Linked DNA regions of Homo sapiens: region 2 is linked to region 1. The links are chromatin loops, found by intact Hi-C in ENCODE. Cell type or tissue: GM12878. All regions are shown on one strand. Each heading gives the region's core, and the rest is flanking DNA. Links, peaks and the distances in the headings are about the cores only.

Region 1 (6,482 bases), core at 1,562-4,061:
TTGAAAATAAGGAGACAAAAACTAGAGCCTTTGGGGCCCAGCTGCCTCTTCTGGCATACTCCAGGATGTGTGCAAAGCTTCCCCAGTGCCTAGGGCCTTTGTATTCTCCACCTTGAAGCATCTCCCCGAACTTGTAAACCAATCATCTTCCAAAGTTTTTGAGGTCTGCCTGATAATTCCCTATCTCATTTATTCACTTAATATTCTTAAGATAAAGTGTAGTTGTAAAATTCGGGTTTTTGTTTTTTCCTCTCTCTGCAGATTTGTGAAAGAAAAAAGACCTACTATATCTCCAAACTTCAATTTTCTGGGCCAACTCCTGGACTATGAGAAGAAGATTAAGAACCAGACTGGAGCATCAGGGCCAAAGAGCAAACTCAAGCTGCTGCACCTGGAGAAGCCAAATGAACCTGTCCCTGCTGTCTCAGAGGGTGGACAGAAAAGCGAGACGCCCCTCAGTCCACCCTGTGCCGACTCTGCTACCTCAGAGGCAGCAGGACAAAGGCCCGTGCATCCCGCCAGCGTGCCCAGCGTGCCCAGCGTGCAGCCGTCGCTGTTAGAGGACAGCCCGCTGGTACAGGCGCTCAGTGGGCTGCACCTGTCCGCAGACAGGCTGGAAGACAGCAATAAGCTCAAGCGTTCCTTCTCTCTGGATATCAAATCAGTTTCATATTCAGCCAGCATGGCAGCATCCTTACATGGCTTCTCCTCATCAGAAGATGCTTTGGAATACTACAAACCTTCCACTACTCTGGATGGGACCAACAAGCTATGCCAGTTCTCCCCTGTTCAGGAACTATCGGAGCAGACTCCCGAAACCAGTCCTGATAAGGAGGAAGCCAGCATCCCCAAGAAGCTGCAGACCGCCAGGCCTTCAGACAGCCAGAGCAAGCGATTGCATTCGGTCAGAACCAGCAGCAGTGGCACCGCCCAGAGGTCCCTTTTATCTCCACTGCATCGAAGTGGGAGCGTGGAGGACAATTACCACACCAGCTTCCTTTTCGGCCTTTCCACCAGCCAGCAGCACCTCACGAAGTCTGCTGGCCTGGGCCTTAAGGGCTGGCACTCGGATATCTTGGCCCCCCAGACCTCTACCCCTTCCCTGACCAGCAGCTGGTATTTTGCCACAGAGTCCTCACACTTCTACTCTGCCTCAGCCATCTACGGAGGCAGTGCCAGTTACTCTGCCTACAGCTGCAGCCAGCTGCCCACTTGCGGAGACCAAGTCTATTCTGTGCGCAGGCGGCAGAAGCCAAGTGACAGAGCTGACTCGCGGCGGAGCTGGCATGAAGAGAGCCCCTTTGAAAAGCAGTTTAAACGCAGAAGCTGCCAAATGGAATTTGGAGAGAGCATCATGTCAGAGAACAGGTCACGGGAAGAGCTGGGGAAAGTGGGCAGTCAGTCTAGCTTTTCGGGCAGCATGGAAATCATTGAGGTCTCCTGAGAAGAAAGACACTTGTGACTTCTATAGACAATTTTTTTTTCTTGTTCACAAAAAAATTCCCTGTAAATCTGAAATATATATATGTACATACATATATATTTTTGGAAAATGGAGCTATGGTGTAAAAGCAACAGGTGGATCAACCCAGTTGTTACTCTCTTAACATCTGCATTTGAGAGATCAGCTAATACTTCTCTCAACAAAAATGGAAGGGCAGATGCTAGAATCCCCCCTAGACGGAGGAAAACCATTTTATTCAGTGAATTACACATCCTCTTGTTCTTAAAAAAGCAAGTGTCTTTGGTGTTGGAGGACAAAATCCCCTACCATTTTCACGTTGTGCTACTAAGAGATCTCAAATATTAGTCTTTGTCCGGACCCTTCCATAGTACACCTTAGCGCTGAGACTGAGCCAGCTTGGGGGTCAGGTAGGTAGACCCTGTTAGGGACAGAGCCTAGTGGTAAATCCAAGAGAAATGATCCTATCCAAAGCTGATTCACAAACCCACGCTCACCTGACAGCCGAGGGACACGAGCATCACTCTGCTGGACGGACCATTAGGGGCCTTGCCAAGGTCTACCTTAGAGCAAACCCAGTACCTCAGACAGGAAAGTCGGGGCTTTGACCACTACCATATCTGGTAGCCCATTTTCTAGGCATTGTGAATAGGTAGGTAGCTAGTCACACTTTTCAGACCAATTCAAACTGTCTATGCACAAAATTCCCGTGGGCCTAGATGGAGATAATTTTTTTTTCTTCTCAGCTTTATGAAGAGAAGGGAAACTGTCTAGGATTCAGCTGAACCACCAGGAACCTGGCAACATCACGATTTAAGCTAAGGTTGGGAGGCTAACGAGTCTACCTCCCTCTTTGTAAATCAAAGAATTGTTTAAAATGGGATTGTCAATCCTTTAAATAAAGATGAACTTGGTTTCAAGCCAAATGTGAATTTATTTGGGTTGGTAGCAGAGCAGCAGCACCTTCAAATTCTCAGCCAAAGCAGATGTTTTTGCCCTTTCTGCTTCACTGCATGGATACAGTTGGTAAAATGTAATAATATGGCAGAATTTTATAGGAAACTTCCTAGGGAGGTAAATTATGGGAAGATTAAGAAAGGTACAAATTGCTGAGGAGAAGCAGGAAACCTGTTTCCTTAGTGGCTTTTATCCCCTCGGCATGCGATGGGGCTGATGTTTCTATGATTGCCTCAGACTTTCACATTTACTAGTAGGGCTGAGAGAGGCTTTAGTGAGGAAGGAATATTCAGAATAAAACGGTTGAGAAAGCTGAGAAGACCATTGAGTTTTGATCAGTTGTGAATAGAGTGCAAAGCCATGGCCAAGCTGTTTTTGGAAACGCTGGCCGGCGTGTCTTCAGTGGAAAAAGCAAATCAAAATGGAGCGAGAGCAAAGGGGCGTCCTCAGTCCTCAACCTACAATCACTGTATGGAATCGGTCCTGGCAGCTGAACATAGGAGGTCACTGGAACAAGTGATAGTGCAGATTGGCTTTCAAACATCCTCCTGGCTTGAGTTTTATCAGCTACAATGTGGGTCCTCTTTTGAAGCCTTAATTCACAACAGCAGCTTTTTGGGGGTGGGGCTGGGCGGGTGTTGTCATTGTTCTTTCCCTTCCTGTAAGTGTCGCTAGTTGCTGCCTCGTATCTCAGGTTTTTCTCTGTTTTTGAGAAATGGACAGTTTTTTGACCAGGATGTGACTTCATGTTTCCTATGGTGACTTCTAAAACCAGCACAGAATGATATGACTCAACACAGACCGACTTGGTTATGGGGATGATGAGCCGCACAGACCTCACTAGTTGTGCACAAATAATGTGCTATGATGGGGTGTAAAGTGAAGGCAGAAGAGGGTCAGCCGCATTGTTATGATACTGGGAAAGTGCTGGTCAACGATTTGAGTTAGTTTTTAGATATACATTGAAATCTTTAATCAGACATTCTCAAGTTTCACACAGTAGTTTTTGATGTTATGTACACACACACCAAATGTGTAACAGTTCACCACTTCCAGAGTGTGGTCATGCCCAAAACATGTTTAAGAAAGGAAAGCAGTAGCTCCTTGCTAACGATGTTTCAGGAGGTTTGGGGGACTTGGTTTTAATGAGCTTCTGTCATTTAGGGCTTCTCTTGGCCATGGTCCCCCTTCCTTCTGGAACTGTGATGTAGTCACATCCTACAGCCTTTAGTGCTGGTTCACTAGTGTCAGATAATCAGTTCTTGGAATCGAGACTGCCGTGGCGAAGGGGTGGCCTCGGAGGCAGGCTCTGGAGCTGCTTGGATGTCTTTAGGTGGGGTGGTGGCTGGCTCTCTTCAGCATGTAATTGGGGAAACCCTCGCGTCTACTAGGGGTGATACAGATGGTGATTTTAAAGAGCAAAACTAGACTTCTATGTGAGAAGTGCTGGAAAATGATTTAGGACATGTGTAAAGTTAGATGGAAAGACTGTAAATGTTTAATATGAATATAGTGTTCTTTTGAAGTAAGGCCAGCTGTTGAACGGTTAAACTGTGCATTTCTCATTTTGATGTGTCATGTATGTTAATGTATGAAATGATTAAATAAAATCAAAACTGGTACCTGTTTATACATAAATACGAGAAAAGACCTATCTTTGCAGCCATAAACTCGGTGGGAACACCACCACTCAAGTTGCCAAAGGAGGCAGTGGTGAAACCTGTCCTGTTCTCACTTAAATGAGGATTTAGCTCAAAATAAAGTGGTGGTGTCATCAGGTTTATTCCGTGTTCTGTCATTCACATGGAACACCGGATGATTAGCTAACAGTTTAGTGCCAGCCTTCATTCTTTACTGTGTACGTTAAATGCACACTACAGTGAAAAAGCCTAAGACACTTGGTAAATATTTTCTAGCTGACTGATTCCAGAACACACAAGTACATGGTAGGAAAAAAAAGGCCAGCTACACACACATGGCCCATTTCGATATAACATGTAAATGATGTTACGATTCCTACAGGAAAAACAGGAAGGGCAATTGTTGAAGAGCTGTCCTTTGTCCTTGCCACATACATCTCAACAACCTCTCTGCTCATGACACTAGATTTGATGACTTATGAGACTAGAAACTTAGTCTCATCAGTTTCATAAAAATTAGGCATTGAAGGAATAAAGCTTCAGTGCAAACAGATGGAATATTGACTACAGAAAGAATCACAGGTGACCTTGAAGTTGGTTGAGTTGAAGTTACATTTAAGAAAATTTATAAGAAAGATTGGGCCGGGTGAGCTAGACTAGAAGAGCTATCTTGGCCAGGACCCTGCAGAAAAAGAGGTGGAAGTGAGATAGAGGAATAAAGGGAATTAGAATAAATCAGCCTCCAGAGATAGAGGGTAACAGGAGGAACAGTTGTTTCAGTGAGAGGCTTCCAATGAGAAGATGCAGATCTTGGGAGAGCCTGAAGTTCAGGCCAGTTGCTGACAGTGCTCGGAGCCCCTTCATGACCAGCCTCAGCAGGCTATTGTTGGAGGACTGGTTTGGATGTGACAACTACAATTAGACCAGGAATTAAACTAAGAGGGGAGGCTGGGGGCGGTGGCTCACGCTTGTAATCCCAGCACTTTGGGAGGCCAAGGCAGGTGGATTACCTGAGGTCAGGAGTTTGAGACCAACCGGGCCTACCTGGTGAAATCCCTTCTCTACTAAAAATACAAAAATTAGCCAGGTGTGGGTGCCTGTCATCCCAGCTACTTGGGAGGCTGAGGCACGAGAATTGCTTGAACCTAGGAGGTGGAGGTTACAGTGAGCCAAGATTTCGCCATTGCACTCCAGCCTGGGCAACAAGAGCGAAACTCCATTTTAAACAAAAAATAAACTAAGGGGAAATTAGTGAGAGGTGACAGCGCACTGGCAGCCCTCACACCCCTCACTCACTCTCAGCACCTCCTCTGCCTGGGCTTCCACTTTGGCGGCACTTGAGGAGCCCTTCAGCCCGCCGCTGCACTGTGGGAGCCCCTTTCTCGGCTGGCCAAGGCGGAGCCGGCTCCCTCAGCTTGCCGGGAGGTGTGGAGGGAGAGGTGTGGAGGGAGAGGCATGGGCGGGAACCGGGGCTGCGCACGGTGCTTGCAGGCCAGTGCGAGTTCCAGGTGGGCGTGGGCTCAGCGGACCCTGCGCTCGGAGCAGCCAGCTGGCCCCACCGCCCGAGCAGTGAGGGGCTTTTAGCACCCGGGCCAGCAGCTGCTGTGCTCAATTTCTCACAGGGCCTTAGCTGCCTTCCCACAGGGCAGGGCTCAGGACCTGCAGCCCGCCATGCCTGAGCCTCCCCGAACTCCGTGGGCTCCTGTGCGGCCTGAGCCTCCCCGAGCGCCGCCCCCTGCTCCACAGCGCCCAGTCCCATCAACCAGCCAAGGGCTGAGGAGTGTGGGCACAGGGCGTGGGACTGGCAGGTAGCTCCACCTGCAGCTCTGGTGCAGGATCCACTGGGTGAAGCCAGCTGGGCTCCTGAGTCTGGTGGGGACTTGGAGAACCTTTATGTCTAGCTCAGGGATTGTAAATACACCAATCGGCACTCTGTATCTAGCTCAAGGTTTGTAAACACACCAATCAGCACCCTGTGTCTAGCTCAAGGTTCGTGAATGCACCAATCAACCCTCTGTATCTAGCTACTCTGGTGGGGCCTTGGAGAACATTTGTGTCTAGCTCAGGGATTGTAAACACACAAATCAGTGCCCTGTCAAAACAGACCACTCGGCTCTACCAATCAGCAGGATGTGGGTGGGGCCAGATAAGAGAATAAAAGCAGGCTGCCCGAGCCAGCGGTGGCAACCCGCTCGGGTCCCCTTCCACACTGTGGAAGCTTTGTTCTTTCGCTCTTTGCAATAAATCTTGCTACTGCTCACTCTTTGGGTCCACACTGCTTTTATGAGCTGTAACACTCACCGCAAAGGTCTGCAGCTTTACTCCTGAAGCCAGCGAGACCACGAGCCCACTGGGAGGAATGAACAACTCTGGACGCGCTGCCTTAAGAGCTGTAACACTCACCGCGAAGGTCTGCAGCTTCA
Region 2 (6,482 bases), core at 1,603-4,102, 130 kb before region 1:
AGGCGGGGTGCCGGAAGCAGGCCCTCCTCTGGGACGCTGAGGAAACCCTAAAGGTTCTTTATTTAAAAAAAAACGAAAAACAAAAACTAAGTATGTAAAATAGTGCAGCTACTTTGGGAAGAAATTTGGCAGTTCTTCAGAATATTGGCCACTCCCATACCCAAGAGAAATTAAAACGAGTGACTACACAAAAACTTGTATATAAATGTTCTTTCCTAGCAGCATTATTCATAATAGTCAAAAAGTGGAAACAACGCAAATGTCCTTTACTGGATGAATGGATAAACCAGTGTGGACTATACAAATTAAGAAATACTGGCCAGGGGTGGTGGGTCACGCCTGTAATCCCAGCACGTTGGGAGGCCGAGGCGGGAGGATTGCTTTAGCCCAAGAGTTCGAGACCAGCCTGGGCAACATAGCAAAACCTGTCTCTACAAAAAAATACAAAAATTAGTCGAGTGTGGTGGCACATGCCTGTAATCCCAGTTACTGGGGAGGCTGACATGAGAGGATCACTTGGGCCTGGGAGGCAGAGGCTGCAATAAGCCAAGATTGTACCACTGCACTCCAGCCTGGGCGACAGAGCCAGACACTGTATTTAAAAAAAAAAAAAAGAAGAAGAAGAATGAAAGAAGGAAGAAGAACGATGAAGGAAGAAGAAGGAGAAGAAGGAAGAAGAAAGAAGAAGGAAGAAGACCCATATAGTAAGATGCAGTCTCTACAAAAAAAATTAAAAATTAGTTGGGTGTGTTACAAAAAATTTAAAAATTACTTGGGTGTGGTGGTGGTGCTTGTAGTCCTAGCCACTCGGGAGGCCCAGGTGGGAGGATCGTTTGAGCCCTGGAGTTGGAGGCTGAAGTGAGCTGTGATCACGGCACTCCAGCCTGGGCAACAGAGCAAGACTCTGTCTCAAAAAAAAAGGAAAGAAATATTATTCAGCAATGAAAAAAAATGAAGGGATATACACACTTCAATATGTCTGAACCTTGAAAACTTTATGTGAAGTGAAAAAAGCCAGACACAATAGGCCACATATTGTATGATTCCATTTATAATGAAGTGTCTGGAACAGGCACATCTAAATAGACCAAAAAATCCATTAGTGGTTGCCAAGGGCTAGGGTTGAAGAATGGCAGGGATGGAGGGATCCTGGAAAGGAGAGTGACGGTTAATGAGTACTGGGTTTCTTTTTGAGGTGATGAAAATGATCTAAAATTCAGCCGGGCATGGTGGCTCACGCCTGTAATCCCAGCACTTTGGGAGGCCGAGGTGGGCTGATCACCTGAGGTCAGGAGTTCGAGACCAGCCTGACCAACATGGAGAAACCCATCTCTACTAAAAATACAAAGTTGGCCAGGCCTGGGAGAGCATACCTGTAATCCCAGCTACGTGGGAGGCTGAGGCAGGAGAATGGCTTAAACCCAGGAGGCGGAGGTTGCAGTGAGTTGAGACCGTGCCATTGCACTCCAGCCTGAGCAACAAGAGCGAAACTCCGACTCAAAAAAAAAAAAAAAAAAAAAGAAGAAAAGAAAATTATCTAAAATTGATTTTGGTGATGGTTGCACATCCTGTGAATATATTAAAAACCACTAAATTGTAGTTTAACTGTAGTTAAACCACTTTAAATGAGTGGATTATATCTCAATAAAGTTATTTTAAAAATAACTGGCTGTGTCCTCATTTAATAAAGTCAGTGAGCTTGTTTTTACTGTTGTTTTTGTTTTGGCCTACCTCGGGCCTTTGAGAACTTGACAAAGATTGCATATTTGTCAATGCTGCTCCTGAAGAGCCCTTTGGCTCACACCTTTTCAAAGACTCACAAAGTGCTTTCTCAACCCTTGCAAAATCCAACTGAGGTAGAGTTCTCAGATTTAGCAATATAGACACAGAATACTCAATTACATTCGAATTTCAGATAAACCGCAAATACTCTTTTAGGAAAGTGTGTCCCATGCAACTTTTTTTTTTTTTTTTGAGACAGAGTTTCGCTCTGTCACCCAGGCTGGAGTGCAGTGGTGCAATCTCGGCTCATTACAGCCTCTGCCTCCCAGGTTCATGCCATTCTCCTGCCTCAGCCTCCCGAGTAGCTGGGACTACAGGCGCCCACCACCACGCCCAGCTAATTTTTGTATTTTTAGTACAGACTGGGTTTCACCGTGTTATCTAGGATGGTCTCTATCTCCTGACCTCGTGATCCGCCCGCCTCGGCCTCCCAAAGTGCTGGAATTACAGGCATGAGCCACTGCACCTAGTAGGTGTATTAACTTCTAAAATTACAGTGTAAATCCTCAAGGACTTTATAATCCAGGAGGTGACATACAGAAAACTTAGACCATTCACTAAACAAAGCATCTGGTAAAAAATAATACAGATCAAGTTTAATATCTATGTGGTGATAAGTTGAAGGTAAGAGGATGTAAAACTTATGGTGGGCAGGGAAAGCTGCGCATCAGACTGATTAGAAGAGCAAACACAGCAAAGTGTTTTTTAAATGGTTAGGGGAAGAATGTGCTCTCAGCATCCTGGATGTGTTCTATATCTACGGTTCTCAATCTTTTTTTCCTATATCATCTTCTCAAAAGGAACCTCCAAGGCATGCAATTCCTTTAAAAAACACATACATTTCTCCTCTCTTCACTCCCTCCCCAACAGTCACAAACACATTTCATATACTCTCAGACACCCCACATAGAGGCACTGTTGGCCTATGTTGCATCAAGCCTCTGTCACTGCTATGGAGTTTCTTGTAGTAACTTTCTAAGTAGCATGGTGCACACCCACTCCTAATGGGTCTGCATGCCTCCATGCCCTCATCTATCTGTCTGCCTCCTGGTCCCCTTACCGCTGGGCACAGGTGTCTAAACAGAGCCAAGATGATCATGTTACTCCCTGGGCCACATGGGTCTTCTTGGGCTCATATCCCCTGGGGAACATCACAGAGAAAGAATGCTCATTAAAATAGCTTGTTAGGCCCAAGCTGGCTTTCCATTTAGTTTGACACTTTTTTTTTTCTTTTTTGAGGTGGAGTCTAGCTCTGTTGCCAGGATGGAGTGCAGTGGCATGATCTCAGCTCACTGCAACCTCTGCCTCCCGGGTTCAAGCAATCCTCCTACCTCAGACTCCCAAGTAGCTGGGATTATAGGCATGTGCCAGCATGCCCAGCTAATTTTTGTATTTTTAGTAGGGACAGGGTTTCACCATGTTGGCCAGGATGGTCTCAATCTCCTGACCTCAGGTGATCGGCCCACCTTGGCCTCCCAAAGTGTTGGGATTACAGGTGTGAGCCACTGCACCTGGCCAGTTTGACATGTTTGAGTCTGAAAAATTTTAAAACTGTCCAACCCTTTCCAAACATCCATTGGAAATTAAAAATGTCTGATGCAATTCTGGAAATTTTTGCTAGATCCATCTCCAATAAAATCTAGAAATAGCAATAATTTTTTTTAAAGGCCTACCAAGGAAAAGACAAAGATGGGCCGGGTGTGGTGGCTCACGCCTGTAATCCCAGCACTTTGGGAGGCTGAGGCAGGCAGATCACGAGGTCAGGAGATCGAGACCATCCTGGCTAACACGGTGAACCCCATCTCTACTAAAAATACAAAAAATTAGCCAGGCATGGTGGCAGTCCCCTGTAGTCCCAGCTACTCGGGAGGCTGAGGCAGGAGAATGGCGTGAACCCAGGAGGCAGAGCTTGCAGTGAGCCGAGATTGCACTACTGCACTCCAGCCTGGGTGACAGAGCGAGACTCCATCTCAAAAAAAAAAAAAAGACAAAGATGGCCATGAAATCTACCATGGTAACTTCTGACGCATCTTACCACACATCCTAAACTTGGGGAAGAAGGTATTCTAGAGTCATCCTAGAAATGCCCATTCATAACTTCTCTGTCTTTGGCTTGTCTTTTCAAAGAATTGATCATCCATGGCTGGGTGATAAAAAGTTTTAAATGCAGCATGGTTCGTACAGTGAATTTGAGGATAGTTCAAATCATGACACAGAGACTGAGAAAGGAAAGGAGAAAAACTATTCAAAGTAAAAAACAAACCACTAATTGAAGAAAGGTAGGGGGTGGCATGAGATTAAGTGAGGAGGGTAAGGGAACAAAAATTAACCTTATTATAGAAACCACAAACGAGGCGAACAGTACAATATTCTACATTCAGGAATGCCATGGCTACGTTGATATGTAAATCTGGCACTTGAACAAAAGAGTAATTATTGCTGCTAATATGGTAATCCTCAGAGGTACAGAGAAAAAGTGGGTGGGTCATGTGAAATTCATGAAATGCTTGAGGTGAACTCACTGTCGAAGTATTAGTCATGTTTTGTTTTGTGTGTGGTTTTTTCCAATTTATTTTATAGATAAGTCTTCCTCTGTACTTTTCGTTTTCTAAAAGTTTAGCTTATTTTCAAAAGGCTATAAAATACTCTATTGGAAACGTTTGTTTTTGTTCTAAAGGCATTTTGCAACATGCCTCCCCTCCTTTGGCCTACACGGACAAATATGCCTACATTTGCATACAGCACAGTACCTATTTACTCTCTGTATTGGTTAGAAAGTTCAGAGACAACAGTCAAAAGGAACATTTTCAGACTGAGCACATAACTCAGCCTCCAGCTTGTTAGCAGGAGCAAAATAAATAAATAAAGCCAAGAAGTACTGAAGCAGTCTGTTGACAAGGAAAAAGAGACCCAATCAGCATAAAAATAAGGAAGAGAAAATGAAGCTCAAGGAACTAAAACCTTCCAAGCTCAAACTTTCCCTCACCTCTTCCCCTTCACCAACATACTAAAAGCTTCCCTTCAAATGCAACACCAGTAGTTCTTGATACTGTACTATTTACTCTTTTCTGCTTAAAATACTGTTGTTGTTTCTTTCTTTCTTTTTTTTTTTTTTTGAGATGGAGTCTTCACTCTGTCGCCCAGGCTGGAGTGCAGTGGTGTGATCTCGACTCACTGCAACCTCTGCCTCCCAGGTTCAAGCGATTCTCCTGCCTCAGCCTCCCGAGTAGCTGGGATTACAATGTGTCACCACACCCAGCTAATTTTTGTACTTTTAGTAGAGACGGGCTTTCACCATGTTGGCCAACCTGGTCTCAAACTCCCGACCTCAGGTGATCCACCTGCCTTGGCCTCCCAAAGTGCTGGAATTACAGGCCACCGTGCCTGGCCTACTGTTGCTGTTTCTAAGCCATATACGTCCCTCGCCCAGTGAGAAAGAATAAAATGCGCCCTTATTTGAGGAAATAATAGAAAATGTATTTATTTGGCCAATAAGCAACTGTTTAAAACTGAGCAACCCTTTGTAAGAGAGGGCTTTCCAAGCATCCCTATTAGTCATTTACACTTTAGTATGGATATGCTTCTTTTTCTCTTACCTGCTCCCTAAATATTAATTTAACACAGGGTTTACATGGGGGAGAAAAGAGGAATATATGGTTTTGGAGGATGGATGTTATAAGAGGGGGAAGATCTGAGTAGATCTGATTGCTGTGGTTGGGCTTTCAGCATTTGAAGAGCAGCAAGTAGAAACTGGATACCCATGGGGGTTAGGGTCGGGGAGGTAGGAGAGAGCTGAGAAAGTATAGTCCAGTACCTTCTTTAACAATTCTCGGCCAGCCACGGTGGCTCACCCCTGTAATCCCAGCACTTTGGGAGGCTGAGACGGGCGGATCACGAGGTCAGGAGATGGAGACCATCCTGGCTAACACGGTGAAACCCCGTCTCTACTAAAAATACAAAAAATTAGCTGGGCGTGGTGACGGCCGCCTGTAGTCCCAGCTACTTGGGAGGCTGAGGCAGGAGAATGGCATGAACCCAGGAGGCAGATCTGGCAGTGAGCCGAGATTGCGCCACTGCACTCCAGCCTGGGCGACAGAGCGAGACTCCGTCTCAAAAAAAAACAAAAAACAAACAACCCGAAAAAATAAAACCAATTCTCCCTTCTGTTCCTTTCTGTCCAAAAGGAGTAATTTTCAGTTGTACCTTAGATTTCTGGTGTTAAGATTGAGTGCCACGGCGTTCATTCAAGGGGCTTATAAATCCTTCCAGTCCTTTCCCCAGGGCCACTAACACTTCAAATTCCCAGGTGTCCCTAATTTGAGAGTAACCTTCTGAGAATAGCATTAGACCCTGGCTGTCCCCTCCCTGCCAATAAACCTAATATTCCTTTCTCTACCCAGCATTTATGAACCCCTTCACCACCAAGAGCCTGATCATTTAGTTTGGTGGTGGTGGCAGCGGCCGGCGGGACCAAGGGCACCTCCTACGTACACAGGAGGAGTATTTCATTTCTCCTTAATGAAGGCTGTGGCCCTGACCCCTCAGCACTGTCTCCAGTTAGGAACACACCCAAAGCAGTTAATTAGGCAGCCTGGAGAAAACCAGAGATCCACTATAGAAAGGAAGGGATATTTATTGAGGAACAGAAGTCGTCTTTTAAAAAGTGTTTATTTTTGGCAATAAAGAGCACATTTTTCTTC

Evidence for each region. A loop is a pair of places that touch in the nucleus more often than their neighbours do. Peaks named below come from ENCODE experiments on the same cell type or tissue, not always from the same donor. Only the 100,000 strongest peaks of a DNase experiment are listed, where the experiment ranks them.
Region 2: a loop joins it to region 1, with 2.8 times the contacts of the local background. A loop is called at or near these places in 8 of 110 quality-filtered maps.

What each region holds. Positions count from the first base shown.
Region 1 is chr12:12,471,795-12,478,276 of GRCh38, reverse strand. It overlaps DUSP16 (dual specificity phosphatase 16), which reads left to right. Exons shown (of 7, transcript NM_030640.3): 7 at 262-4,995. The coding sequence ends at 1,444. Among named protein-coding and RNA genes, the nearest start is that of DUSP16, 88 kb to the left of the region's middle. In GM12878, for the core only: a CTCF peak has its summit at 3,088; a DNase peak (open chromatin) is centred at 3,186; H3K4me3 peaks cover 599 bases; H3K27ac peaks cover 2,352 bases.
Region 2 is chr12:12,605,095-12,611,576 of GRCh38, reverse strand. No RefSeq gene overlaps it. Among named protein-coding and RNA genes, the nearest start is that of CREBL2, 3.5 kb to the left of the region's middle. RefSeq lists an enhancer at 1-332 and a silencer at 3,028-3,246. In GM12878, for the core only: a CTCF peak has its summit at 2,704; a DNase peak (open chromatin) is centred at 2,736; H3K4me3 peaks cover 282 bases; H3K27ac peaks cover 481 bases.